Regions from separate parts of the Homo sapiens genome. Here region 2 is linked to region 1. Evidence: chromatin loops called from intact Hi-C (ENCODE). Cell type or tissue: body of pancreas. All regions are shown on one strand. Links, peaks and the distances in the headings refer to the core of each region. The heading gives the core; the rest is flanking DNA. Region 1 overlaps CTSO (cathepsin O). Region 2 overlaps GUCY1B1 (guanylate cyclase 1 soluble subunit beta 1).

Region 1 (15,542 bases), core at 3,926-11,925:
TTAATTTATTGGAAAAGAAAATTCTTTCATTCTGAATCAAACATAAGTCTGAGTTGAGTAATATTGCTCAAGGAAGTGTATCTTTTTTCCTGGTGTTTGTTGGAATTTCTCACAGGATTTCATAGCTGTGCTCTTTTCCCCCGACTCTCCTGGAAAGCTCCAATGTTTAGGAAGGCCAGCCTTCCCTGATTCTGTCCACTCTTACGTTTTGTCCAAACCGAGATGTGTACTGTTATCTCCACTTTATTATTCTTGAGTTCAGTTCTAGCTTTCAAAACCAGAAGTCCTCTTACTCTTTCAAGAACAAAATTCTGGCCTGTATTCTACCCCTATCCTCAACTTACGTTCGTTTTCCTGGTAAACGAAACCCCTTAGGGGAAAAGTCAGTTTCACCTTTATTGGTAACGTATTCATTGGCTAAATAAATAAACACACTGTCAGGCTCCTAAAAATAATATTTCAGGACAAAGCTCAAAGGGCTAGACTTATAAATATATTTTTAACATTTATTTAGATTTTAGATAATTTATAAATATATATGTGTATAATTTATGTAGTGACTCATACTGGTCCTGTAAAGAGGCCATACCCTGATGAATGTCTAGAAAATGTAACTTTTCTCAGGAGAAATACAAAGAAACAGGTTGAAAGATGGAAAGTTGGAAGTGGAGGAGGATCGAATTATGAAGACTCTTAGTACATTTTAAAAACCTCGGGTTAAGAAATACTGAAAAAATTTTCAAAGCAATTGCTGCCTGTAAGAATTTGCTTCATGAGATGGATACCCAAAAAAGAGAACATTGAGGCTTCAACGCACAGTTGCTGGAAACTGAACACCTCTCGGTGCTTAGTTGGACTTTATCCAAGAATGCTTTAAAACCGATTTTCTACCTTAGTGGTCCCCAATCTTTTGGCACTAGGGACCGGATTCATGGAAGACATTTTTTCCATGGACGGGAGGAGGGAAGTGGGGGAGATGGATGGATTTGGGATGAAAGTCTTTCATCTAAGATCATCAGGAATTAGTTAGATTAGTTAGCTGGAGATTGCTGTTCGGACTTGGGATAGAGAGCTGGACAGTGGGAAAGGTGGAAAGGGCCTTGCCTCCTTGGTAACCGTGAAACTTCTTGTTGAAATCAAGTTAATTCATTGGTGAATTGATGATTCAGGGGTTTGCAGCTGAAGATCTGGTTCAAGAAAGTCCTTGATTAATTAGTAATGTCTTTCATGGTCATGGGTTTAGAGAATGGTGAAGGTTTTAAAATTTGTTTTAATCTTAGCCTTAGATAGTTTTGTAAGTTTCCCAGGAATGCACGTTAAATGAAAGTTAGGTTAGCCCATGACTTTCCCACAAAATATTATAGTATTGTTCAGTGAAAACTAGACTCCACTATGGTTTATTATGGGATGCCTCACAAGACACCTGACTTTGGATGGCACCCCTTATCTCTGCACTTTCACTCCTTTAGAAACTTCCAGTGCTCAGGAAGCTCTTAACTATTGGATTTAGCCTACTCTCCTTTGTGCCAAAACCTAGCTATGCCCTCATATTTACTGATGCTCATTATTTTACCACAGAACATTTGGTATTCTTATCCTTTTGGGAGGCACAGACCCAATATTGGATCCAATAAAATTTGCTTGATACACTCACTTTAGAATAATATCTATGCCAAAGTACATGTGATTTTACATAAAATTTCCAAAGCTTTACCTTAAGACCAGTTGCCGTAATGACACAGGTTATATTATTATAAGATTATTTATATATTTAGGAATATTTATTTATGTGTAAATAGATGGCCATAGCATCTTTATAACAAGTGATCCTAACTAATGAGCCACTTATATGTGCTTGCCGTAATCAGCCCCTTGAAATCTGGAATTAGGTCCTCCAAATAGGCTTTATCCAAGAAAGCTTTAAAACCTATTTTCTACCTCAGTGGTCCCCAAACTTTTTGGCACCAGGGATTGGTTTCATGGAAGACAATTTTTCCACGGACTGGGGTGTGGGGGTGGGGTGAGGAGGATGCGGATGATTTCAGAATGAAGCTGTTCCACCCCAGATCATCAAGCATTAGATTCACATAAGGACTGTGCAAACTAGATCCCTTACATGCACCGTTCCCAGTAGGGTTTGTGCTCCTATGATAATCTAATGCTGCTGCCGATCTGACAGAAGGTGGAGATCAGGTGGTGATGCATGCTCGCAGGCCCCTCACCACCTGCTGTGCAGCCTGGTCGTTAACAGGCCACAGAACAGTACTGGTCCATGGCCCAGGGTTTTGAGACTCCTGTTCTACCTTATATAAAGATGAAAACACGAATTTGATGTTAGATAAGGTTGTTCAGCAGACTTTTTCTGATGAATCTCACTTAAAGCATACATTGACTAAATGGAAATATATCATAAACTTAAAATCATAGGTTATAATTTATTCATCTTCCCATACATTTATCCAATACTTTATTTAATTTCCACTGTGTCTAAAGAACTGGTCTGGGTTTTCTGAGGGATACAGTGGAGAATAAGACGCGTGCTGTCCTGTAAGAAATGTACACAAAAAATGAATATCGTTATGTTTAAGCATTGTATCCTGTAAATAAACATTTTCCTGTAAATAAAAAGAATGTAAAGACTTATACACTGGAGAAATAGATTCTCCCAAGTAGTTCACAAAAGAATGTATTTTTAATTCAATCTTTTTGTGTACATGCTCACACAAATCCTGACTACACATTTCTTATCATACATAGTAAACATATATCTGCAATATGTTTACACACACTTCAGTACACTGTATAGAAAATACTTTGTCTAAGAAACTTTTCAAAAGCTGTACTTTATAAAAGTGTATCCTTAAAAAGCTTTTATTGTTCTAATCCAAGGCTCCTCAACAGTGGCACTATTGACATTTGAGAATGGATAGTGATTTGTTGTGGGGGACCTTCCTCTTCATTGTAGGGTGAGTAGCAGCATGCATGGGCTCTATGCACCAGATGCCAGTGGCATCCCACCAGTATGACAATCCCCAGTATGACAAATGAGGGACAAAATTATCCTCAGTTGAGAATCACTGATCTAAAGTTTACAACTCCTAAGTCTTCCAAGAAATTCTCAGTGATGCTCTTTGTATACAAATATTTTACCTTTTTTGCTCATCCTCAGCTTTACTGCAATTTCCAGAAACGAAAGCACTCCTAAGGAGAACATTTTAAATCTATGTGTACAATTTATGATTTATCCTATGAAACTTCAAAATCTGCAAATGAAAGTTGTTAAAAGTCTGAGTAATGGAACTGCAAGACAAACAATGAGTTTAAAGTGCCGAAGATAAAGTGAGCTTCCAAAGTACCTTAGGTGTCTCTGTTAATTTCAATATAAAACTTATCCCATGGATACATGGGATTCATTGTAAGGGAATACACACATCATTGCGTATATTGATAAAGGCAAATAAATCATCATTAGTGGAAGGAAACCTAGATATCAATGGGGAAAAATAATAGATGTTCACTGCCTTTTCAGCTGATAAAACAGACATGAAGTCCCTTAAAGTTTATAACGCTTCAGTAGATTTCTTGCAGGCTAAATAACTATACCCCTCCACCAAATACTAGTTGTGTGATCTTAGGCAAATCATGTATCTGTTTCTCAGATTTATTCTTCTGTGAAGAGGGCTAATGTTAGCAATTACCTTTATACAGGGCTAAGTTAATTCATGTAAAACACTTAGAATGAATACTTGCATTCAATTTAACAATCCCTTCAACCCTTTGTATTTAGTGCATTCAGTGGCTGAGAACTTTCCTTGTAGAGAAATGAAAACTCAACAGTTTGCTCATAAAAGATTCGCTTACTCCTTTAGAAACAGTTGAGTACATGCAAGAAGAAAATACATGATTTCATTTACTCTTACTTAGTGGCAGTCTGTGAGAAAGATTTCACAGATTTTTCCCCTCAGGGAAGTAGATTAAGGAAACATCTGAGAACCCCTCAAGTCACCCTCCTTGGGTTTCTACTCTTTGATTGTTTTGAACATGACCATTTTCCTCTTAACTTACCCTAGCCGGAGCATTATCTAAGACTGTGGTTACCCACAGCTGGAAAGGTAAGAGGGCCAAGATGCCTGAGATAGCTGGAAGGGCTTTCTGATCCTGTAAGAAAAATGTTGATTTCTGAGGAATTTTAAAACTGCAGCCTAACCTCCTCATGAGACTGGTTCAGGTCTCTTGTCAATAGAGTTATCCTGTTTTATGATCAGACTGAACCCATCCTCTGTTTGTTGTTTGGCCTTGCTGGGATGTTTCATGACTACTCTGCAGTTCTTATCAACCTCCTTTAGCATACTCATGAAGCATCCTAGCTAGGCTAACAGGCGGGAAATTAGAATATGGAAGACACTGCTTAGAAACATATTACATTTAAATCACAGTTCAAATATGTGATCACCTCCAGTACACATGTGCACACACACACACACACACACACACAAAGGCAGCTTTAAGAGATTCTACCTCTTAGAAGGATGGCTGCTAGAAGTCATAATAAGGATAGCTTTAGGGACAGAGTCTTACAGGGACAGGGTCCTAGGTATGAATTTGAGAGGTTATACCTATAATAAATAGAGACTTAGTATGCACAAGACGTACTAATGCCCAAGGGACATGTTTTTCCTAGTTTTATAATCAGGATAATTTCTTCAATCTCTTGGGTTCTGAGTTACCCTTCTGTTCAGGAATCTGGTATCTCCCTTTGTAACTCATTCAATTAAACACATTTAACAACAACAACAAAAAAAAGGTGAAGGTAGTTATTTTTCACCAAATCTGTTCACCAAGGCTGTTCTGATTTATCAGCTCTAATTTTTCTCATGTAAGATCTAATTTTTAAACATCTGCACTTTTCAAAAGTATCAATGAGAAGTTTCCTATGTATTCATCAAAACTTTACGTCTTTCCTCTCATAAATGAAGTTAAGGTTCAGGTCTTTTCTTTAATATTTTATATGACTTTAGAGATGGCTACTCTAAATTTGCTCCCTATCATATCCTCTGTTGAGAACATGTGCCCACTGATCCTTTACCTAACGGAGGTTGTTGGATGTAATGAGCAGCAAGGGCCTCATACAGACTTCAGTTTGTGATGCGTCTATGAAATCTTTAATAGCCAGAATCAAGAGAGACCGGAAAAGTCACTTAAAAGAATTGATAATTCAAGAAATGAAATACAGGGCTTTTTAAATTTTAAATGATGTGAAACCCATGTTAGTGAACTTGATAAGTGTATAGCAAACAAGACAATAAATAAATAAGAGAATAGATATTCTTGGATATACTGATAGTATTATTTTACCATGAAAGCAACAGATTGCTTTCAATAGATAATATTGATCCTCATTTCTAATGACATGAGAAATACTTGCTCCAAGTGAATCTGAAAGTATGGTCTTTGAGCGCCATTTCTATAATCCAAATACTCTGTTTAAAGGAAAAGGAAGATAGAGGATGAGAGTATTTTAACTGAGCATTTATTTTGCCAGTCTCTGTAATAAGTGTTTTCCAATTATTATTTTATTTCATCCTTACATTCTTCCAGATCAGTATTACTCCATTTGTTGATGGAAATAAAGCTCAGAGAGGTTGATTATATAGCCAAAAATTGCACAGCAATGGTAAGACATTTCAAATTGTTGCAAAGTTAAAAAGAGGCCAGGCGCAGTGGCTCATGCCTGTGATCCCAGCACTCTGAGAGGCTGAGGCGGGCAGACCACGAGGTCAGGAGATTGAGACCATCCTGGCTAACACGGTGAAACCTCATCTCTACTAAAAAAAATACAAAAAAAATTAGCCGGGCATTGTGGCGGGTGCCCGTAGTCCCAGCTACTCGGGAGGCTGAGGCAGGAGAATGGGGTGAACCCGGGAGGCGGAGCTTGCAGTGAGCTGAGATCACGCCACTGCACTCGCCTGGGCGACAGAGCGAGAATCCGCCTCAAAATAATAATAATTATTATTATTACGCTGTGTTCAGAAGCCTCCAAGGAAGTACTTTTAATGTTATTAATGGTTTTGCAAAATCAAAACAAGTGGGTAGAGATTAGTGGTAGGGAGAGGACGAAGCAGAGCACTTAGTGGTTTAGAGTATTTTGCTGTTGGCAGGAAGTCAACAATTTGTATAAAGATTGAGTAGCCCTGACATGGGCTATGGAGAGCTGTGAAATGACAGGAGTCATTACACCAGAATAGCAAATGGAATTCTTTTAGAAGTTGGCTCCTGGTTGAACAAGTGGAAGACAGCAACATTTTCAGAAGTCCTGCAGACACTAGTGCCGCTGACATAAAGAACAGTGTATCAAGTGGTAACAAATAGAAAATATATGTGGAGATATTTGTCTTTTCAAACACATGGCACAAGACCAAAACCAAGTAACTGTTATTGGAATCATCATTGAAAATTAGGGACATAAATATTTAAAATAAATAAATAATACATTCATTTATTTCATTATTAAATTGGTGTTATTATAACTACTTCACAACCGGAACACCTAAACTTTGGATGGTGAAATGACACTTATAAGGCAACACAAAAATTAAGAGAAGTACATGGGAACTCCCTGCCAACGATGTATAAGTTTGTTTCATCTGGCATTTGCCAACTTGAGTGGCAATATATTGTTTCTCTCGTAGATGTCACAAATGATCTAGTGAGATAAACTTGCATTAGCTCTCCAACTAAATAGAGTATGTGGCTCAACTACTGCCTCCCCTCCCAGACACACGTGTAGAACCCACACGTACAGCATTGCCTACACTCAAGAGTCTAAAATCCATTCCTAGAATTAGATTTTCTTAATTAAACAATTTGTGTAATTTTAAGGATCTTGAAAGGGCGTACCAGTCTATACCTCATGTGCGTGCGTATGTGTGTGTGTGCGCATTTGGTGTGGTGTGGTGTGTGTGTGGTATATTCCTTTTTTGTTCTGTTAATATGGTGTATCGTACTGATGATTGATTTTGAAATTTTAAACCAACCTAGCATTTCTAAATAAACTTCACTTGGTCACAATATATTGTCCTTAACATATATTGTTAGATTTGATTTGCTATTTTGTTAAGGATTTTGTGTCTACAGCGTATTTATGAGGGATACTGGTATGTAGTTCTATTTTATTTAGATACATTTTTCTGGTTTAGAATCAGGGTAACACTGGTCTTATTTAAGTTGCAGCGTATTCCCTTCTTCTTGATTTTCTCAAAGGATAATATTGGTATTACTTCTTTCTTCATTGTATAAAGTTCACCAAAAAGCCACCTGGGCCTGAAGTTTTCTTTGTGAGTCAGTTTTCACTTACAAATTTAATGCCTTTAGCTGATAAAAGGCTGCTCAAGTTTTCTATTTCTCCTTTCATCTTTGGCAATCTGTGCCTTGCAAAAAGTTTGTCCATTTTGTACAGTTTGCCAATTTATTGTCATAAAGTTGTCAAAATATTATTCTTCTAATGCCTGAAGCATCTGTAATCATGGCTCTTCTTTCATTCCTAATATTGGTAAATTGGTTATTCATGTCTTCTCATTCTTTTCTTATTTTTTATTTATTTATTTATTTTTTTGAGTTGGAGGCTCGCTCTGTCGTCCAGGCTGGAGTGCAGTGCTGTGATCTCGGCTCACTGCAACCTCCGCCTTCCAGGTTCAAGCGATTCTCCTGCCTCAGCCCCCTGAGTAGCTGGGATTATAGGCGCCCACCACCACGCCCGGCTAATTTTTGTATTTTTAGTAGAGACAGGCTTTCACCATGTTGGCGAGGCTGGTCTCGAACTCCTGACCTCAGATGATCCACCGACCTCAGCCTCCCAAAGTGCTGGGATGACAGGTGTGAGCCACTGCTCCCAGGCTTTTTTTTTTTTTTTTTTTAATCAATCACAGGAGCAATTCCTGTGAACTAATAGGGAGAGGTCCAGGTAGAGCTATCTGATTGCAATGTAATTCTGACCCTGAGTGAAGGAAAAAAGGAAGGAAGACTGGGGAAGAGTTCCATGCTGTCTCACAGTCCAAGGAAACTTTGGTTTGGCAAGGCCATCAGGGAGTCATTAATCAAAAACCAGCTGTCAGGGGAGTCCCATTTGTCTCCCAAATAGCAAGCCTTAGCACTAAGTCATGAGCTAGGTGCAGCCCGTAAGAACTGTGGCTTCCCTTGGTGTGATCATGGAGATTTCAACTAGCAGCAGCTAAACTCCCTATAGAAAGAAGGCTGGGAGGCACATTCTCATGGCTGCCACATTCTCTCCTGTGCATTCTTAACATCCTACATTTTCAGTGCCTTCCTGACTACTCCAGCTCACAAAGATGGCCAGGCAGTACTTATTGAATGAATGAATCCTCTGAATTCCTTAGCAGTTAATAGTCTCTGGCTTATATTTGTCATTTGCCATATACAGAATTACCTTGTATTCTAGTTCTATTTTTACATTTATATATCCAGGTTATATTGAAAGCCTTGCTTCATCAAGATTATTTTAAAGTACCTCAAAAACTTTATTAATTTGTTGATTAGCAATCTTCCTAGGTATGCACAAAAGGAAAAAAAATAAGATTATGACAACTTCCAGCAATAATTTACTTAAAAATAAACAGCTTAAAGTTATTAAGGGCATGATATGGAAAATGTCACTTATCTATTTATTCAACAACAAACACTTATCAAGGATCTATTGTGTGTCAGCCATGTGCTAAGTGAGTGTCTCACCATAAGGAATAAGACATATAAGCAGTCATCATTTTGCTTATAGGTTTTTGATACAGACACACAATAAACACATAAGTACATAGACAAATATGTAGAAGCGCTAGGGTTGGAAAGGTACCAAATGATAGCCCCCTGAAATTTTATTTATTCTATGTAATTGGTTAGTATTACGAAATTGAAGCATGTTTATATATAAAAGATAAGCTTAAGATAAATTGTCACAAAATTCAAAGTTGAGAAATCAGTAAATAATGGTCACATTTCCCCTCCAGATAGAGAAACCAGGCTATCTTCTTCAAATATTTCCAGAATTGCATCTGTCACAGAGCCTTTGTACCCTACATGAGATAGAGATATCTATAAAGCTTTAATAGAATCAGATTGATTTATTAATTTATTTACCCAGTCTGTTTTTCATGCTTCATTACTTAGTTCCGGGAAACACAAAGGTGAAGAGGACATATTCCATATTCATAATTGTTTAACCACATGAGTGAATGTCTAAAGGTGACAATTTGCTTCTAGTATCTAGTGTTTATTTGCAGTCTATTTCTTTTTTCCCACTATGTCAATACTTTAACAGCTGTATATGGAATGCTTGCAACAAACCTGGTGATGGGGAATTATAAATGAATAAAATACACTTTTCTCAGCCTCAAAAAATGTCTGCAATTAGATAATAATTCTAATAGAAAATATTTATGAATCTCCTATGGATATCTTATACAACTTTACATTGTAGTCTGAAGGAAATCAAGCTTTAACTTTATAATTGAAAAATTTCTCCAAGTTAGTTATACACAGTTTACTTTGGAAAACTGACATAGTGGATATGAAATAGTTTTTGTTTTTCTTCTAGGAAAGTCTTAATAGACATCGATACTTGAATTCTTTATTTCCCAGTGAAAACTCCACCGCCTTCTATGGAATAAATCAGTTTTCCTATTTGTTTCCTGAAGAGTTTAAAGGTATAGTCCGATGTTGCTATTTAGGTGGTTTCCTGATTTTAATTTGCTTGCTTAACTTTTGATAAATATTTCATTGTAAATCTAATATATTGAGTAATAGTTAACATTTATTAAGTGTCTACTAAATGTCAGGCATGTACCATGTGCTCACATAAGAAAATAAATTCATGGCCAGTCTCTTCTAATTACTGCTTAAGAAATGAATGTTATAATTATGCACATTTCCATGTGGCTATAAAGGATAATTGTCTAATCACTTCTGCAGTTTTCTAGTGCTTTTTCTCTTCAGGACACACATGGTTCCATGGGTTATGATAGAACAAATGATGTCAATTATACTTATTTTTATTATTGACCTGGTTCTATCAAACAAATCATTTTATGTGTCAACTCCAGCCTTATTGTAGGAATTCTCTTTTGTAGTTTTTAATGAATGCATTTTATGTTATAGAAAAGCACAAGAGAAAATCTAAAATAGCAGGTCTACTAGAAGGCTACTGTTTCTTCTTTAAAAGTTCCTCCCAAAGAATCTCAAGGATATAATATAATATAATATTGGTTGTCTTTTAGTATAATATTGGTTGTCTCCCTATAATATAATATTGATTGTCTTTATATATAACAAATATATATGATATATATAATATAATATATTGTAATATAATATTGGTTGTATTTTCATTTTATGTTTCTACTCAGCCATTTATTTAAGAAGCAAACCTTCCAAGTTTCCCAGATACTCAGCAGAAGTACATATGTCCATCCCCAATGTGTCTTTGCCGTTAAGATTTGACTGGAGGGACAAGCAGGTTGTGACACAAGTGAGAAACCAGCAGATGGTACGTTGAAATCCCTCTTCTTTTCTAATCATCTAAGCATTGAAAGGCAGCTTTGAGGTCAAGTTTAATCAAAGTTGTAATGGAAACATCATTTCTCTAGGAAAATCACATCTCAGTCATCCAAAAATGACAATGAAAAGAGAATCTCTGGAGGAATGAGAGTCAAATGTCAAAGCCCTGACTTTTATTTCTGAAGATAAACCTTCCTTGCTGTGTACTCTTACTAATTGCCATTGCCACCAACACAATAACTCAGGGATACTTCCCAGTAGCTGTAATAACAGCTCAGGGATACTTCCCAGTAGCTGTATCACAGATACCAAGCTTTCTGTACAATAGCAGATGAGAGGCTGGAGAAGGTAAACATGAGCACTAAAGGCTTAAATGGTTCAAGAAAAAAAAAGTGAAAAAGTAAAATGAAAATGGATACATTTACCAACAGTGTGGCCGAATCTCCTGGGTTCTCAAGCCTCATCTTGCAAGCTCTGTCAGAAAATCTGCCCCCGTCTTCACAGGATCATATACCTTTGAATCTGTGGGCCTTAAAAGTATAGTTAGTAGTCAGTTCAGCCATAACGTGACGCATACATTCCAGAAAATCACCACCTATGCAGAATTGAGCAGTAGCATGACAGGGATTATGGGAGAAATGAGGTTAGGTTACACTACCTACGAGCTTAGTCAATGACATATGTTTTAAAAGACAGAAAACTAATAGACACAGTAGCACAGTTTTACACATGTTTACTGATTAAGAAATATGTAAGTACTGCAATAAATATAGCAATTTACCTTGAAAAGAGACTCAAAGTGTGCTGAGGACATGGGAGTTGGCAGGGCAGCAGCTTGTGAGTTATTCTGAAGTGGTGGAAGGAGGTGCCTTTGAACTAGGAAGGAAAGTGGTAAGAGCAGATGTGGGTGGGTATGACCTATAATGCATGTAGTGAACCCACCTAGCTGGCAGACGTTTGAGGGGTGTGTGCATACTTTGCTGACCTTCCCTACCCGTCTACACTCCCAACTGTTGGCATAGGGAATGCCTGCCAAACAGGCAAAGTCAAACCCCTAACCAGAGGGGATAGTCTCAGTTTGTCTGCAGTGGAAACCTCAACAGATCATTCAGCCTTCCCTTTTATGGAAAGTGTTTTGGTGCCAGCTGTTTCGCAGTCAATGTGTAGTTAGAATGATTTTTGCTTCTCAGAGTCTATATTTATTTTTGTACATTAAGTTTTACCACCAAATCATTTGCTTTATTATTGGATTTGTAATAACATGTCAATTAGACATAAATCTAATCCTTTCAAAAATTGTCCACAGTGTATTGAAGAGGGAACTTTTAATTAGAGATCTTTAATTAAAGGAATGTATGAGAGACTTTTTTTTTTTTTTAAGCAGGAACTGCCCTTGTGGCTTGACTAAAGCTGGCTATAGGGGTGATGTCAGCAGCCTGTTACCTTTTCTCTTTTTTTTTTTTGAGACGGAGTCTCACTCTGTCACCCAGGCTGGAGTGCAGTGATGCGATCTCGGCTCACTGCAACCTCCACCTCCCAGGTTCAAGAGATTCTCCTGCCTCAGCCTCCTTAGTAGCTGGGATTACAGGTGCGCACCACCATGCCTGGCTAATTTTTGTATTTTTAGTAGAAACGGGGTTTCACCATGTTGGTCAGGCTGGTCTTGAACTCCTGACCTCATGATCCGCCTGCCTTGGCCTCCCAAAGTGCTGGGATTACAGGCATGAGCTGCCCTGTGTTCACCTTTGTCAAAGTTTGGAGACCCTGCTGTATGGTCACTTAGTGAGTGTTTTTACTATGCCATAGGCACTAGAGATAGAGATATAACCTTTAAAAAAGCACTTAAAGCCATAAAGTTGCTCAAAACTTAACTCTGCAAAGATATCCAATTGTCATTCCTTTTTTTTTTTGGTCTAACTCTGCCACACATGGCCCTCCAGTTATGTTAGTTTCATCCAGTCTCAAATCCTACTCTCTTCTGCCTTTTCTGTGGATCCTTCTTCCTTTTACGTGATCCTACGATCCCTAATTTCATTCCCTCTGTCTCCTCTCTTTCTTTCAGGACTAGTTCTTTTATTCTTTTGTTCTAGTTTGTTAAGTAAAAGCAAATTAAGAGATCCACTATCAGCATGATTGGCAGCCAATACTGGAGTAATGACTAATATGGATTTATATCCTTAGGACATTTCATGTACATCCACTATAAGCATACTTAATCGGGCATCTTTATAGCCTAAAGAGTAATTCATTAATATTTATTAATTCTCTTATCTCCATCAAATAATTAGCACAACATGCATCTTTCCCCTCCTCACCCTTAGGATGGAAGTGGTGTATGACCATGGAAGCAGAGTGTCCTTAAAAAAGCAAGGGGGATGGAAGGTTGGGGCGGGAGTCGGCACACACTCTCCAGAAGAAAAGCCACTTACAAAGAGAAGTCACATATTCAGTGAACTGAATGGTCTTTTAGAAGATCATCAGTTAGCCCAAGTATTTCCTCGGTCTCTAAAAATTCACTTTTATCTTGCATTGCCAAATTTAGAATAGTAATAATGCTGACAACATGAACTAATAATTAAATGATGCTCAAAAGAGACTTTTGGTTTTCTCTTTTTTTCAGTTTAAAAATCTAGAGGATAGGCGTATTTATTTTGTAGGTTTCCAGAATCTGGAAGCCTTACTTGATTTGATAACTTGTTACATTTAGAGATGTTGGTAAGTTGATTTAAACCCTGGAAATACCACCCCTTTTTCTGTTTTTAAACAGTGTGGAGGATGCTGGGCCTTCAGCGTGGTGGGGGCAGTGGAATCTGCTTATGCAATAAAGGGGAAGCCCCTGGAAGACCTAAGTGTCCAGCAGGTCATTGACTGTTCGTATAATAATTATGGCTGCAATGGAGGCTCTACTCTCAATGCTTTGAACTGGTTAAACAAGGTGACTAGTCTCTCAACCTCTTAAACTCTTTATTTCCTTTTTTGCTTGTTTACTGTGTGTTCAAAATTCAAACAGTTTGTTCACATATATTAAATAATGTTTCCACGTTCGGAAATGTAGATGATCAAAGCATGAAGTAATTAATCAGAATATTTAAAAATGAATCACTTCTAGGCAAAGCAGTTGTCAAGAAATCAAAAGGGGAAAAATCTGAAGTCTGTCTTCAGAGAAATATTTATATTTATTTCTTAACATTTCTTAATATATACATGCTTTTTTGCAGATCTGAATATCTCATAATATCCCGGAAAGATGAGAATATATTTTTTTTATTTTCATAGAATTTCTGAATGTTAAGGTTAAAAGGAACATTAGAGACTAATTTTTTAGCTCTTTTTTGTTGTTGTTGTTTTTGAGACAGAGTCTCACTCTGTCACCCAGGCTGGAGTACAGTGGCACAATCTTGGCTCACTGCAACCTCCACCTCCCGGGTTCAAGTGTTTCTGCTGCTTCAGCCTCCGGAGTAGCTGGGAACTATAGGTGCCCACCACCACACTTGGCTAATTTTTTTGTTTTTTTTGTTTTTTGTTTTTTGTTTTTGTTTTTTTAGTAAAGACATGGTTTCACCATATTGGCCAGGCTGATCTCGATCTCCTGACCTTGTGATCCACCCGCCTCAGCCTCCCAAAGTGCTGGGATTACAGACATGAGCCACCACACCCAGCCTGTAGCTCTTTTTATAGATGAAGAAATGAAGCCTGAGAAGTGAGATCATTTTGTCAAGTCAGTAGCTGAGCCGGAGTTGTACCTTCAGTCCCCAGCCTCTCACAGTAGGGCTTTGCTCAGTATACCCCAGTGTCCCTCAGCGTTCTTAGCACTTGCCCTGACAGTGTCCCAGATCCGATATCAACTGCATGAAATTTGCCAATGAGGGTGCTATTAGTTTCTGTAGAACGTCATCAAACCAGAGTTCCCCAAACCTGAATTCTCTTCCATTATCCATTGGTTGCATTTTTAATCACGTATTCCAGGACCTGCTCTGTACACACTGTAGACGACAATGAATTATGAGTCTCCTCCCTTTCATTAGCCTAGCATTCAAAAAGGGAGGGTTTTGTACAGATAACTATGAAGTATTTGACATATGCTATATGAATGGCATAAAAGTGAAGTGATAGAAAGAATGCTTGACCTAACCGTTGCCTGTGTATAAACCACTGGATGGAATCTGAAAGACTTGGCAGAACCAGAAGCACTGGGAGGAAAGTGAGCTGCCCTATAGCACCGTCAGGAGAAAGATGACAAGACTGTTACTAGATCCATGGAGGATCTACAAAAGGATGCTGTAAGATAAAGAGAAGTAAGGGAGAAGGAAAGATATTGACTCCAAATGTCTAGACTATCCAGAACAAGCACCTAAAGATTTAATTTATAATATTAAAAACCCAAAGTATAGGCTGGGCACAATGCCTCACACCTGTAATCCCAGTATTTTGGGAAGCCAAGGCAGGTGGATTTCTTGAGTCCAGGAGTTTAAGACCAGCCTGGGCAACAGAGTGAGACCCCATCTTTACAAAAAATACAAAAAATTAGCCTGGCGTGGTGGCTCATACCTGTAGTCACAGCTACTGGGGAGACGGAGGTGGGATGATCACTGGTGCCCAGGAGGTGGAGATTGCAGTGAGACGAGATCGAGCCACTGCACTCCAGCCTGAGCAACCAAACAAAACTCTGTCTCAAAAAAGAAAAAGAAAAAAAAAAGAACGCAAAGTATATCCACATGATGAAGGTGTGTGAAATTGAACCTGTTTTGACACAGTGAAGTAAGTTCTATTTGATTTATAAAACAATTGACAGTAAACATGTTCAGTGATTGTTTTCTTTTAGATGCAAGTAAAACTGGTGAAAGATTCAGAATATCCTTTTAAAGCACAAAATGGTCTGTGCCATTACTTTTCTGGTTCACATTCTGGATTTTCAATCAAAGGTTATTCTGCATATGACTTCAGGTAAAGATCTTATTGTATTATGTTTTTCTTTATAC
Region 2 (15,601 bases), core at 3,615-11,614, 130 kb after region 1:
AGGATGGTGTAACAGAGAACCATTTTTAAATACACGAACCACTTTTTATGGTAAAGGGAATTTCACAAAGATATAGAATAGTTTAACCTGTTGATTAATTTCACTCCACGTTAGATCCATTACTCCAACTCTCCAAATTCTCTCCTTCCCTTGCCCCAAGTACTGATCTGTTCATAATTATTTTTATTGAAATCATTCTGTAAGGAAGAATTGACCTTTATCCCTCATTTATTTATTATTTAAGTCATTTACTTACATAAATATGAATTCAGGAAGTTTTCTTAATTATATGGGATATAATCCAATACTGTCATTAATAATTTTACATTATTAATTCAAATCAGATTCATATGAATCACTGAGCAAATCAGGTTCTTTCTTCTCTTGCAATCTGATATAGAAAAATGGATGAAGATTTTATATTTTGGTGACATTTGATATTTGTTTTCAGTATAATTTGGCAGCCTAAATAACTTATGCTTGGCAAAACGGTACTTTGTGGTCATGAAAACAGTATTATTCAATGGTGTTAGTGATGGTAAAATATTGATACTTTTTTGTTGTTATTCAGCTTAATTCATGCATTAGTTTTAAAAGGAGCAAAACTTTCTAAATGATTGTTTAATGATGTAATGATGTTTTAATGATTATCATAATATATTGATAGTAATTTAAAATCAATTTAAATCTAGTCATTAAAATGTGGATAAACATATACAATCCCATATAAATAACGTGTAATTCCTAAATTACTAAGTGAAAACCAGAGGGGGCAAGGTACTTTTTCTCTTCACTTAGAGTGGTTGTTGCTTATGGCAAATATCTGCAAATGACGTTCTCTTTTACGGCACCATTTAGAAGAAAGTGCATACATTATGCCTGAATGCTGGGATGTCTTCATATATATCAACAATGTTTTATTATCTGGTGGTAAGGATAATTGCTAACAATTTAAAAATTATTCCCTTAACTTCATAATAAATTGTGATAAGTTCTAGACATCAATAATGCAAGAAAACGGACGATAACTTTAGGTAGGCCAAGAGAGATTTAGAGGCACTGGGACTTGGTGAAGAGTGAAGACAGAAAGATTCCTCGCTGAGGTGTCCTTTGGCTGGCACTGGGACGCCATGTGATTGAATATAGCCACGGGAATTTAGAAACTTGAGAAGAAGCATTTTTTTTTTTTTTTTGAGACTGCACTCTGTTGCCAGGCTGGAGTGTAGAGGCGCGATCTCAGCTCACTGCAACCTCTGCCTCCCGGGTTCAAGTGATTCTCCTACCTCAGCCTCTCAAGTAGCTGGGACTACAGGCACCAGCCACCATGCCCAGCTAATTTTTGTGTTTTTAGTAGAGATGGGGTTTCACCATTTGGCCAGGATGGTCTCCATTTTTTGACCTTGTGATCTGCCCACCTCAGCCTCCCAAAGTGCTGGGATTGCAGGCAGAAGAATTTTTAATCTTGAGTGTTTTATATTCTGCGCAGCTATTCCCTTCTGATATTATCCTTCAAATGTTCAACAATGCTTTGTTAAAAACTACAGCATGGCATCAGTCATGGATGTGCACATGTATATGATGAGAAGGCCGTTCCAGTAAATAAATCTACAGCCAATGCACAAAACAGACCATCAAGTGGAAAACACAGATACTTTACAAGTTGTACAAACGACATTCTTCTTCACCAACTCTTCTCCAGTATTTGGAGGAAGGATACCTGACAATTCTGAACCCCTACTCTGTGACAAGGCTCTGGAACTGGCTACTGGAGCCAATGAGTGGATGTGCAGTGTCTGACCTAATTTCTCCCACAGTCTATTTGACCAGAAGACAGTAAATCATTAAAATTGTAACGGATAGAAGAATAGCAATGGTCTTTTACTCAGATGCTATGGAAGCACAGACCTAACTGAGATTGGGAAAGCTGAAAAATTTCTTCTATATTTCTGGAAGAACCTGTTATAAGCCTTAGAAAGAGCCCCCTCCCTGCCCCAAATTTCCTTTGTCAGAAGCCCATACAAATAAGATTGAAATGCTAGTCATGGTGGCAGAGTGAGGAAGACTAAGGCTGACTACCTTTATGGAGGATTCCTTCCACATCCAGCAAGACTGCTCTCTTAGCAGATGCCTTAATGGGAGGATACAGTCAAGGACATGCTTTCCCTACTTGTACAGCTCATCAGGGTTTGCTGTTGGAGTTCATCAGTCCCCAAATCTGAAAACTCTAGAACCAATCTGGGTATCAGGCAGAAGAACGTAAGCCTTTTATACACAGAGGGGCGAATTAGCATCAGGCTGTTTTTCCTCCTGCACAACATATAGGTTCTCCCGGTCTAGCCTTTATAATCGCTGTCTTGTGATCCATCTTTAGGGGAACATGTTTGCCTTCCCTGCCTCAGCCCCCACTTCTTGTGCCCCAGCCTTCCACATCCTGTTGTTCAGAGTTAGTCGTAAAGTTTAGGGCCAATACCACCTGCCATATCTTCTTCACACTCCTTGCCTGCTTGCCTGACTAGAACTTTGTTACCTGACACACACTCATCTGGTGTTAAAACGCCCACCAGATGTACGCCACTTGCCAGCCGCTTGCTTATTTTGCTATGAGATGCATCCGAGCATCCTAGTTGGAAGCTTGGGCTCTGGAATCCATTTGTCTGGGTATGGATACTGGCTTTACCCACTCACTCTCTGTTTAACATTTGGGCAGTTCCCCAAACTTTATGTGCTCCAGTTTCCTCATGAGTAAAATGGAGTCGATAATAAGAGTATATACTTAATAAATTGCTGCAAGGATTAAACATGTAAAACGTTCAAATCACCATTGAACTTGCAGTGACTGCAGGATTGCTCCCTGATTTCCATGCTGGTAGTTGTGAGCCTGAGGGCAGCAGGGATCTGGTCACCACTTATCTCAACTCTCATGTCTGTTGTTTGATGGTCAGTTATAATACAGCACAATATTTAAAGAAATATATATTTTAAAAGCAAATTTTATAACTTTTATTATAGTATTAACACTATCTTTAAAAGAACTCTTTTTAAAAGTGCTTTACATGTCAAGAAATCCAACAAGCTGTATACAATGAGTTTTGAATTTCAAACATTCATGAATCAGGAAGAACTTTTGGTAAATTCACAAAAAGACATATGGTCAGTGTGACAGGAACATTTGCTCCTCCTGAGGTCTGAAGGGTTCTGAACTTTCTGATACACTTTACTGAGCACAAATCAAGTGAAAATTGTTCCTGTGTATTCAAGGGTACAAATCTTTTGGTAGTCAACTTTTGCATAATTCTCTTTCAGTTAATACTTTGGTAATATTACTGTCAAGTGCAAAAAGAGTAAGTTGGGTTGACAGGGAAAGAACCTTTAACAGGAATACAAATGAAAAAAAGAAATATGATGTGGGTGGTAACTGACTGATGAACTAGATCTTTATAAAGAGCCTTAACTTTGTCAAAAGATAATAGGTGCTTCTTAGTGCTTTATAATTGCTTCTTATTAAAAGACTGCAAAAGAATTGTCAGGTGAACATGTAAGATCCTTTATCATCTCAAATCATGAAGTTGCTAATGTTAGCAACTTATAAAATAGTACACTTTCTTTTCTGCAAATGTTGTTTGAGAAATACCTCATATAGAACTCATTTTCCTTTATTACTCTTTTTATCACCATTTATATTATGTTGTAGTATATAGAATGTTAGAGTTCAAAAGAAACACTCTATTCAAAACTACATCTTATAAATCAGAATAAAAAGTATAAACCTTCCTATACTCTTTTTTCTTAATTTAATGACCCCTTCAACTACTCAGCTACTTGTTTTGTTTTTATAAATAACAAGGTTGATCCAATCTTCTGGTAAGGAGGAAACAAAACAATCAAGTATCTAAGATGATTGTTTTGGATAAAAGATCCAATCAATAACCTGTATATGTAGACCTGCACTGTTCAATATGATAGCCACTAGCTTCATGAGACCACTGAGCACTTGAAAAGTGGCTGGTCTGAAATTAGATGTGCTGCAAAATGTAAAATACACACTGATTTTAGTGTATAAATACACACTGATTTTAAAGTGTATAAATACACACTGATTTTAAAATGTATAAATACGCACTGATTTTAGTGTATAAATACACACTGATTTTAAAGTGTAGAAATACGCACTGATTTTAGTGTATAAATATGCACTGATTTTAAAGTGTATAAATACACACTGATTTTAAAGTGTATAAATACACACTGATTTTAGTGTATAAATACACACTGATTTTAAAGTGTATAAATACACACTGATTTTAGTGTATAAATACACACTGATTTTAAAGTGTAAAAATACACACTGATTTTAGTGTATAAATACACACTGATTTTAAAGTGTATAAATACACACTGATTTTAAAATGTATAAATACGCACTGATTTTAGTGTATAAATACACACTGATTTTAAAGTGTAGAAATACGCACTGATTTTAGTGTATAAATACGCACTGATTTTAAAGTGTATAAATACGCACTGATTTTAAAGTGTATAAATACACACTGATTTTAAAATACACACTGATTTTAAATATTTAATTAATGATTTTAAATGTATTACATGTTGAAATGATCATATTTTGCTTATACTGAGTTAAATAAAACATATTATTAAAGTCAATTTCACTGGTTTCTACCTTTTGAAGTGTGGCTACTAGAAATTTTTAAATTTAAAAATCCATGTCATATGTGACTTATATTTGGGCCTCACATTGTATTACTATTAAACCATGCTGTTAGACATTACCCTTGCAGTGTTCTTTTTTTTTTTTTGAGATGGAGTTTCGCTCTGTCGCCCAAGCTGGAGTGCAGTAGCGCTATCCCAGCTCACTGCAATCTCCTCCTCCTGGGTTCAAGCCATTATCCTGCCTCAGCCTCCTGAGTAGCTTGGATTACAGGCACGTGACACCACGCTCAGCTAATTTTTGTATTTTTAGTAGAGACGGGGTTTCAACATGTTGGTCAGGCTGGTATCAAACTCTTGATCTCGTGATCCGCCCACCTCGGCCTCCCAAAGTGCTGGGATTACAGGCATGAGCCACCGCGCCTGGAAGTTTTCTAAACAGACTTAAAAACACTGTGCTTTAGAGGAAAAAATAGTTATACTAACACATTAAGAAATTGCAACCTCCCATTATTCAATATCCTGTCCAATACTTGCGATTGAGGATATACAATTATTAAACAGGTGCCAAAATCACCACTGCACACACAAACTAGCACTGTGCAAAAGGCTTCCAACACCAGACACACTTAACTTCATAATGCTTCCTGCCTGTAATGCTTCTTCTGGCTACTGGCTTCTTTGGACAGACCACTAGGGTTTTTTGTCAGATCAATTTGAAATCTACATATTTCCTGAGACTTGTATTTTCTTCAGGCCCTGCCCTCACCTTGTCTTGGATTCCAGGACACAAACTTCTCAGGGGACTCCCCTGACCCCCCCTCTTCAGAGCCCCAGTTGCCCGGGAGCAGAGGACTCAGTCGCTGATTTCACCCATGCCTGCCTTAGACTGTAATGATTTTTACACAAAAATAAACAAAATATCTTTGATTACGTTATTTGTACTAGTACATCTAAAACTGTATGTAGTCACAGTGTCAGATTTAGGTACTGTTGTTGTCCAGAACAATATGATGGTATTATATTCATGGGTATATAAAAATTATTAATATATTGACATTTATTCATGTGATGCAGAAAACCACAAAAGGGACAGTATTTACAACAGTTTAAAAGTGTTTTCTAAGTTAATACTTTAATTTTATGTGACTCCTTTCCCCCTAATGATCTAAAACTGTTTGGTAGGCAACTGTGGTCACTACTTTACATAATTGGGAAATATATTTCATAAGAATAACATTTTAAAAACCCCAACCTATATGTAATACTCACTGATATTTTTTACCTGTAATTTTTTTTGAGACAGATTCTTGCTCTGACGCCCAGGCTGGAGTGCAGTAGTGATCTCAGCCCACTGCAACCTCCGCCTCCCAGGCTCAAGTGATTGTGCTGCCTCAGCCTCCCGAGTATCTGGGATTACAGGTGCCCATCACAACATCCGGCTAATTTTTGTATTTTCTGTAGAGACATTTTCACCATGTTGACTAGGCTGGTCTCAAACTCCCGACCTCAAGTGATTCACCTGCCTTGGCCTCCCAAAGTGCTGGTTTACAGGCGTGAGCCACCATGACTGGCCCCTATATTTAAGCCCTATTTGGGATAGACTGTACCACAGCAATTGTGTGAGTACATATAATTGAAATAGAGACATACATTCTCTCCTTGTTTTCAGGTCATCAAGAATGTGACTGTTTATTAAACACTTAAATTTAGCTAACATAATTAAATATTATAGGGCACATTTTTAGTAGACATACATAACATTAATACTCATATACACTAATCAGGACCTTAGTCATTTTGATTTTAGCTTGGAGTCAAAAGTCCTCACCAAGTGTTTACCTCAGATTTGTTTATTTCTTGGAAGTTAGCTTTCAGTCTTTCGGTTGATCTATTCAACACTACTAGATTGTCAAAACTTTAGATTGTATTCCCAAAAGTTTCAGGCCAAAATCCTAGCACAAGAGTTACTGGAAAAGGGTACTGATCCAGACCACAAGAGAGAGTTCTTGGATCTCATCCAAGAAAGAATCTGAGGTGAATCCACAGAGTACAGTGAAAACAACTTTATTAGGAAAGTAAAGGAGTAAAAGAATGGCTACCCCATAGAGCAGTGGCATGGCTGCTGGACTGAGTAAACTTATGATTATTTCTTGATTAAATGCTAAACGAGGGGTGGAATATTCATGAGTTTTCCAGGAAAGGAGTGGAGAATTCCCAGGACTGAGAGTTACTCCCCCTTTCAGACCAGATAGAGTAACTTCTGATGTTGCCATGGCATCTGTAAACTGCCATGGCGCTAGTAGGAGCATCTTTTAAACTGCTAATTTATTATAATTGGGATATAATGAGCAGTGAAGATGACCAGAGGTGGCTTTCACTGCCATCTTGGTTTTGGTGGGTTTCGGCCTGCTTCTTTACTGCATGGTGTTTTATCAGCTGAGTATTTGCTTAACTACTGTTCTACAATAATCTGTATTATTATCTTTAAAGCAAAACGTATTCTTAAATTAAGAATACATTTATTCCTAAGATATTGGGACACCTGGACATTTCCTGGGTCTGTTAAGTCCTGGGTCTGTTTGGTAAACATTATTAACCTATTCCCTTAACTGTAGACATTCTGTGACTAAGAATGCCCAACGTCCTGGGAACGCAGCCCAGCAGGTCTCAGCCTCATTTTACCCAGCCTCTGTAAAGATGGAGTCACTTTGGTTAGAATGCTTCTGATACAAAAACCCTGGAATTGTTACCAACGAAATGATGGAATTTTGGAGCAATAATTTAGTTTGGATATCACCTTAACCAGCTCCTTTTTTTCAGATGAGGTAACTGAGTTGTAAAGTTAAGTGACTTGTAAAGGCCACAAGATTTCCTCACCAGAATTGGACTCAGGTTCTTGATTCTCTGTACGGTGCTTTGTTTTTTGTTAAATTTTGTTTTGTTAACTCACACTATATTTCTTCTCTTTGATACGGTATAAGTAGCAAGGAAGAATCACAAAAGCATTTTCTATTAATGTAAAATAAATTTTTTTCCAATTTTATCCTTATAAGTAAATAGTATCCTATTTCTATTTAATAACTTTTAACATGAGCTACAAGCAAGTTAGTTTACTCATAAAAATATTGTACAAAACTATTGTTCCTATTACAAATTGCTTGTTTTAGCAAATGTTTTTACCTTCCTGCAGAATTAGCAGGAAATATTTTGGTGACATTTCAGAGCAAGATACGTGTGGATAGATTTCATGCTATACAAATGGTCTTAATGAGTAGAAATAATTATTTTTATTATATTCCTTTGAACTTGAGAAAGAGTGGAAGGAGTGAATTCAAGGTTGCACACAGGAAGTGACAGCTAGGAGACAAGATGAACTCTGTCCTGTGAGAGAATGTCTCCTTTCAGTTCTTTTTCAGATTTCAATTACAAACAGCATTCTCTGCTGCCCTCTAGAGGTTCTATAAACCATTAGTGAGGGTGGTACAAAAAAAAAAAGAAAGAAAGAAACCTATGAGGGAGGTAAGCAAATTATTTTTCCTTTCAATGACAAAGGAAATAGAACATATCATTTGGTGAATCAAATACAGATTTAAACTGAATGAAATAGTGAATTAGTGCTAAGATACATATAATATATGTAATCTATAATATAATAAATATATAACTTATATAATTAAAAATACATACCTTTAAAATGGTATTTAATTGTTAAAGTTTAAAACAATTCAGTTCAAACTGATAAACTGTTATCGTTTCACAACATTTGGTTCTAATTTTTTGGTGGTTTCCACTGGGTTTGTTTCAATAATTGGCAAAGATAAATGTATTTATTGATTTTTCTTGTTGACCCTCCTGTTTTTTCATGACATGTGCTGTCCATGATTCAACTATAACAATATCTGTTACCAAAGATTTGTAAGTTTTCATTTCTTAGATTACCTTTTAGTCTTTCTGAAATGGCAAGCCAAAGTTCCAACTCCTCTGACTTCTTCGTATTTCAGTTTGATCTGCCAACAACTCTAGTGAGTGGTTATTATAATCTCTGTCTTTACAATGACCTAACCAGGTTACACAAAGGTTAAATGACTTTACCAATATCATGGAGCTAGTAACAGGTTGTTTGGAAATTCAAAGCAGTTTGGCCCAACTTGGAAAAAAAAGTTCTATTCTCTCCTCGCATTAATGCTACCTGAAAATCATTGTTTTTTAAAAATGTATTCACCAGAACTTCAAAGCCATGCCTAATATTAGGCACCTTTCCTCTAAGCTCAGTTACCTTTCTACATCCTCCACCACGTGTAATGGAACCATCAACTACCCACTAAGCAAGCCAGAAGCTTTCTACTTGGCCCTAACCTTCTCATCCCCTTTGGCCTGTGCGTTATTATGCACTTTTAATGTGAATCTTGACTGCTCTTCAATTAGCCTCCTGTCCTGCCATCACCTTAAAGCAGGCCTATGCATGAAGTACAGTAGCCCCCTAATGCCAACCTTAAACCAGGCTCTTTCCCTCTAAATTAGCCCCTGCACCAATGTCAGCATGATTTTCTCTAAGCACAAGTTTAACAGTGCCATTTTTGTGCCTCCTCTTTTCTCCAATCTATCTCATTTCTTATTCCTCCTTCCCTTTAAATCTGGCTTCTAGCCCCACTGCTCGAAGAGGCTGCTCCCTCCATTCCTTTGTTCAACAAATATTTGTCAAGTGCCTATTTTGTGGAAGGTTCAAGGAATATCTGGTGTAAGAGGAACTAATTTAGCCATAAGAAACTTAAAGCCTAATAAGGAATCCTATATATAAACAGATAATATGTGAACCATTGTAAAGATCCTGGGACAATAGGGGAAGCTAAACTTTCCTAACAGGGAAATTTCCAACAAGAGGATATTGAGCTGAGTCTTAGCAAGAAATGAATTTGCAGCAGAGTATGGGTAGAGGGTATTCAGACAGAGCAGAGCATAGAATTACAAAGGTAGCAACTAGCAGATAAGGCTGGTTAAGGTGACAATGTTTACATGCTTTGCTAAGGTGTACAGACAATGAGTAGCATTTAAGTGATTGTACGCAGGAGAGCAATTTGGATTTGTAAAAGACCACTCTGGCAGCAATTTGAGAGTGTGGAATGGAGGTGGCAAAGGTAGGAAATAGACAGATTTATAGGGAAGATCTTGCAATTGTTCAAGTTACACATGATGAGTGCCTGGACTTCGAAGAGTGTTGGCGGAATAAAGTAGAGATTTAAAAACATGCAAGATGTAAAAATTGGAATATGAGGTATTCAAAGGCAGAGATGTTTTGTTCAATGACATTTCTCAAATATCTTGAGCAGTACCTACCCAAAGTAGATGCTAAATAAATATATGCAGGATTCTGGGAAGATGACAGTGTCAATGTAGTTTCTGAGTATTCCTAACTCTCCCCCCAAAATAAGCATAACAACTATCCCCACTTCACCTCTTTTCTTTCAAGTTACTCTTTCTCTAAGTATTATTTCTGCATTTGAATATATTTCTTCATTATGAATATCGCATATTTTCATTACTTGTATACATGTCTATCATCCCTAAATGATTCAGAGCTCTTTAAATAAGCTGATGACATTCAATATTTAACTGTTTCCCCTTTCCATGCCCAGTCTTTATTTCCTGTCACTCTGTTGGTATTAAAAAGAAATATAGCATTTAAGAATATGCTGTCTATGAGGAGTCAGTGAAAATTTATAATGGTAGCAAATAGGCAAAATTGTAAAATGTATTTACAAAATAATGGCATTAATAAAATGAAAAATAATGTTAATATTTTTATTGAAATAAAAACTGTATAGAGACACGTGAAAAAAATAATTTATTACAGACTCTTTTACACATTAACATGGAACATTTATACATATATCGATGTGCTGATATGAAATACTAAATTTAAAGGCAAACATTTTTACACAAAAGTAGTTGCACTCTATTTTATAAAGATAGATATTAATAAGTTATCAGAGACATTTAAGAGCTAGAGGCCAATTATTCCAACAGTAATGCATTCTATGCTGAAAGTAAACTAAGTTTTCTGAACATGATGTCCTGGATATAATCACATTCTTCTAAGCTAAGGAAAGGGAGCTCATTTCTGGGAATACAAGGCCAAGAAGGGCTCTAACAGCAGTATCCCAGCAGTGTGTTTCCAGATTTATTCTTGGATGTGGTTGGAGCTCCCAACATTTAGCCTGAACTAATGTAACAGCTCAATGTGAAACAATGCAGCTTTCTGTAACAGCTGCCTGTGGTTAATGAGATTTAATACAGGGGATACAGTTACAAATGATAGCATTTTAGAAGAATTATAATTGCCATATGATTTGAATTAGTAATCAAATACTTTAATAACAGAAACGTGTATTCTATATTTCTGAAAGGGAAGTAGCATACTTCAAAATAGTCACTATTTTCTTAGCATGATATGTTAATTCTTACTTTGGGAGTCTGAAAATAAATTGCATTTTTTCCCCTAAAACTTAGAATTCACTCCTTTAGAAAATGATTTCTATAATGATATACACCAACATGATATAAACTTTATTACATTATAGTCATTAAAATATACATATACATATATGTGGAACACTAAACAGATTTGGTAAACATGATATAAATATACACATGGCCAAACACTGTTCAGTTTCATTTAACTAAATTCAACAAATATTTATTGGGTGCCTACTACTTGCAGATCACCATGTTAGGTAATGCTTGTAGTAGATTTTAAGACACATGAAGCTCACATCATCCACATCAAAAGCCAAACTTTAGATAATATACTAAAGCCTAAAAAGTAATAGAAAGCAGAGCTAAGGTTGAATAACGGATAGTGAGAGATATATCTAGAAGAAAGTCTTGGGGTAATGGACAAGGACAAAAGAAAATCTGTATCCATAGGGAAGAACTGCTCCTGGGCTTGGCACGTGTTAGGAGAAAACTGGAACCTAGTCTGTACTCCTCTTCACCCCATAATCCAAGATTCAGTCATCATCCTGCTTTGTTTCCTTAAATAGGCAGAAGAAAAGAGGGATTGATTTACAGTGATAGTGAGGTTTATAATATCAATTAAATATATTTTTCTCTTTATGAGAGTGTGATCCACGTTCACATCTACAGTTTCTGTAAATCATTCCCACCATAATTCTGGGAAAAACAGGACCGCACGACTAAGATGACCAATGTTTGAGGTAATTACGGCTTAGTTTATCAGAAGAACATCAATAAGCATGTCCACCTCATAGGAAAATGATTTAATGTTAAACCAGGTGAAAGAAGATAAATATTTCAAACCCTGGCATTCTATTCCCTTTAGAAGTTGTTATGCCCTAAAAGCATCTTTAGAGAGTTTATACACACTAAAAGAGAAATATGAGCATGCAGTCTTATCCCCCATGAGGAAACAACACATCAACAGGGTAACAAAGTATCAAACTTGCTTCTGATGCCACTCCTTACAAAAGGCTAGGAAGAGGCTAGCCATGATCTTAGTGTGTGCAAGGCCTCTATGAGAGGTGTGATTCCACTTTGGATGTGCCACTGTTCTGAAGTCCATTCTAGCACATGGGCTCTGCCTGGAGTATAACCATAGTAGTAGAAAGAACTTAAATCTTCCCTAAGGAATTAATCAGATTCTAGCAAGTTAAAAATCACTCATCTATCTAGGAGAAACACATGAGGGACTAGGATTTCCAAAATTCCCCAATCACTCCATAGAAAGATAGCCTGCCCCTTAAAAGGATCTTAAGCTTCATGGTTAAGAAACCTCCCATGAACCACAGCCCTTATCTGTGGTGATCTCAGAGCCAACTTAGAGAGCTGAGGAAAGGGGTCAGGGGAGCCCCTCACAGCCCACTTACCTTTGAGCCAGACTACAGAGGAAGAGCAAAACAACCACAACAGCAAGAAAAAAAGCAGCCTTCTCAATCCAGTCTGTTGGTTTTCATTTCATTAGAGGACAAAAATCACTAAAGTATCCCCTAAAAAGTACTTATGATTGTAATTGGCTCATTAATGTTCAATTATTTCCACTGCTTTACTTAGAAGTTAATTTCTGTTAGCAAGAATTCTTTTCAAATGAAATACATTTTCAGTGATTTTGCTTTAGTTTTCCATACTTATACTCTGTCTTAAGTACGCAAATTACACTTTGATTAGTCATACCTCTGTTCCTGTATTTTTTCTGGATAGAAACCAAACTTGCATTGGTTCTTTTTTGCCCTTCATGGACACTGGGCCTCTGTGCTCCAAGTGGAATTGTGGATCTGAATTTTCTGGAGACATAAGACATCTAAAAGACAAGGGAAGGGGAGTAGAGAGAGAAGTATACACAAGTTTTATAGAGAAGGTGACATGTATCATGTTATAAACCAAGATGGCAAGAACAAATGCTGAAGTTGTACTGAAAGGTAACTCAAAGCTTTAGAAACAATGATCATATCAGGATTTCCTAAGATGATGTGAAATCATATAAAATGGAAATAATGACACAATCTTCTCAAATAAAAAGTAAACAACTCTACAAGCAGTGGGGAAGAGTGAAGGTGATAACTCTGTTAAAGCAACAAAATCTCTCAGAGAATTAAACCACATGCAAAGACACATTTTCTTTGCAAATCAGTAAATACCAAGACATTTTCTCTCACCTGTATGTATATTCAGACACATTTATTTTTCCCTTTTCTCCTGTGGTTTCTGTTCGGCTTGTGAGGTTGACAGTATTCCCAAAAAGACAGTATCGAGGCATCCGCTGTCCTATGACACCTGTAACTACCTCTCCAGTGTGTATCCCTATTGTTATCTGCAAAAAAGAAAGCTTTGCTTCAATCATTTTGATCACTAACACATGAATTTTTTTTTTTTTATTTTACTTTAAGTTCTGGCATACAGGTGCAGAAGGTGCAGGTTTGTTACATAGGTATATATGTGCCATGGTGGTTTGCTGCACCTATCAACCCATTATCTAGGTTTTAAGCCCCGCACGTATTAGGTATTTGTCCTAATGCTCTCCCTCCCCTTGCCCCCAAACTCCCAACAGGTCCCGGTGTGTGATGTTCCCCTCCTTGTGTCCATGTGTTCTCATTGTTCAGCTCCAACTTATGAGTGAGAACATGTGGTGTTTGGTTTTCTGTTCCTGTAACACATGAATTTTTGCTTACTTTATATTACAGAATAATGTAGAGTCATCATATAACATCGTAAGAGATGTCTATAAGAATTTCAAGCATATTATGGACAACTTCAAAAGCCCTCCATGAAATCTCTATCTCCCCAGGGAAATATCCTATCTCAAGAGAAACATTTGAAGTCTGAAGATTTCAAAGATGTGAATCTAGTAACTTACATGAGACATGAAAGAGGTTTTAAAAAATAAACTAGAAGGTACAAGAGGTTTTTTTCTCATCCCCATGACTTTCAGTACATGAAACGGACTAGATAATTTCAAACAGGTAGATAAATCTCCATGTCTATGAAAGAATGTAGTACAGTGGGCTGGATGAAATGCTATAGTCTTTGTTGTCAAGATGCCCTTCTTTATACACGTTAATGATTTTCCGGACAACGATATGAATCAATTGTCCAAAAAGGTTTACATACCATTATTACAATATCTACTTCATTTACTAACCTGAACAGATTCACCATCTACTTGAACCTGGCCAGCAATTTCCATCATGTCCAAGGCCAGGTGGCAGATGGATCGTGCATGGTGAATGCATGGCTCTGGTAAACCACTCACTGTCATATACTTGTCACCAACAGTCTCCACCTAACAGTACATATATTTAGATGTTCACGGTTAGCATAAAAAAGACTGTTTCATTTATTACCCTAACAAAAAACATATTTTTTCAAGTCTACCAGCAACTTTAAGCTTCCCTCCCCCTTTAATTCTCTTAAAATTCTAATATATTCAACTCCAACAAAATGAAACCTTGCAATTACTTATAATTTACACACATGATGGACACTTGGGGTCTTTGATGACGGGCAGGTACAGACATAGAATTATTTTTCCTTTAGTAAGCAATTAATTTCTCACCTCAGATAACTTTATAATTCAGAAGAATAATTTTTTACATTTCTACCTAAAACAGTGATGGCTTGACGGCATGGAGAGCCACCATTTCAAGTTCAGTGATTTATCACGGTCATTAATCATTTGTTTGTATGATGTGCTCACCACATGCTAGAGTGTACCTCAGAAAATGACTATAAAATAAATAGTCCTTGTGTAGTTATATTACCCCAGATATCTAGAGATGGTTTACTTAACATTCTTGCCTTTATGTAGCAATATTCCACTGACTTCTTTTTTCCAATATTATATTTATTTCTAAATGAAACAAAGGGCAAAAACGCCTTATAAATGTTTATCTTCTTCAAGTTGATGTTATCTAAACGCAAATCTGAGTCCTTCTCATGCTTCATGACTTCTTTACTGTACAAAGCATTTATATATCTCAGTAAAAATGTCTCTTGCAGAGGACTAAAATGAATGCTATGTTTATACTACATGTGATAAACAGCCTGTCCAGATTTGTTAGCCTAAGTGCAAATAAGATGGTGAACATTTCATTTTAACCAGGGAATCACCCACTTCATGAAACATTCATTGTGGTTACAAGGAAGAGACAGTTTTATAACAAGAGGCAATTATTTAAGAACATGGTAAAGAGTGAATACATGGAGGCTCACTGTACTCAAGGCTGCAGTGCTGGAGTCAGAGAGCTGTGATGACATGGCCTCTGGAGGGGAGTCTCAGAACGCCAGCCTCTGGATAGCTCTGCAGTCAGCGATAAAGAACACTTGCCTTATAAACAAATGGGTTTTTCCGGGAATCAGTCAGTGTGTCAAATCTGGTGTAGAGGTCGTTGAGGAGGTTGACGATCTTCATGGCTCCTTC

The links. Peaks named below come from ENCODE experiments on the same cell type or tissue, not always from the same donor. Only the 100,000 strongest peaks of a DNase experiment are listed, where the experiment ranks them.
Region 2: it touches region 1 in a loop (3.0-fold over the local background); 87 of 110 quality-filtered maps call a loop at or near these places.

Annotation. Positions count from the first base shown.
Region 1 is chr4:155,937,327-155,952,868 of GRCh38, reverse strand. CTSO (cathepsin O) reads left to right here. Exons shown (of 8, transcript NM_001334.3): 2 at 9,605-9,713; 3 at 10,413-10,552; 4 at 13,331-13,498; 5 at 15,386-15,507. Among named protein-coding and RNA genes, the nearest start is that of CTSO, 8.8 kb to the left of the region's middle. In body of pancreas, for the core only: no CTCF peak of the experiment used is centred there; no DNase peak of the experiment used is centred there.
Region 2 is chr4:155,802,487-155,818,087 of GRCh38, reverse strand. GUCY1B1 (guanylate cyclase 1 soluble subunit beta 1) reads right to left here. Exons shown (of 14, transcript NM_000857.5): 10 at 15,509-15,601; 11 at 14,324-14,464; 12 at 13,341-13,495; 13 at 12,859-12,985; 14 at 10,277-11,702. The coding sequence ends at 11,679. Among named protein-coding and RNA genes, the nearest start is that of GUCY1B1, 51 kb to the right of the region's middle. In body of pancreas, for the core only: a CTCF peak has its summit at 8,123 (motif pointing left); no DNase peak of the experiment used is centred there; H3K27ac peaks cover 838 bases.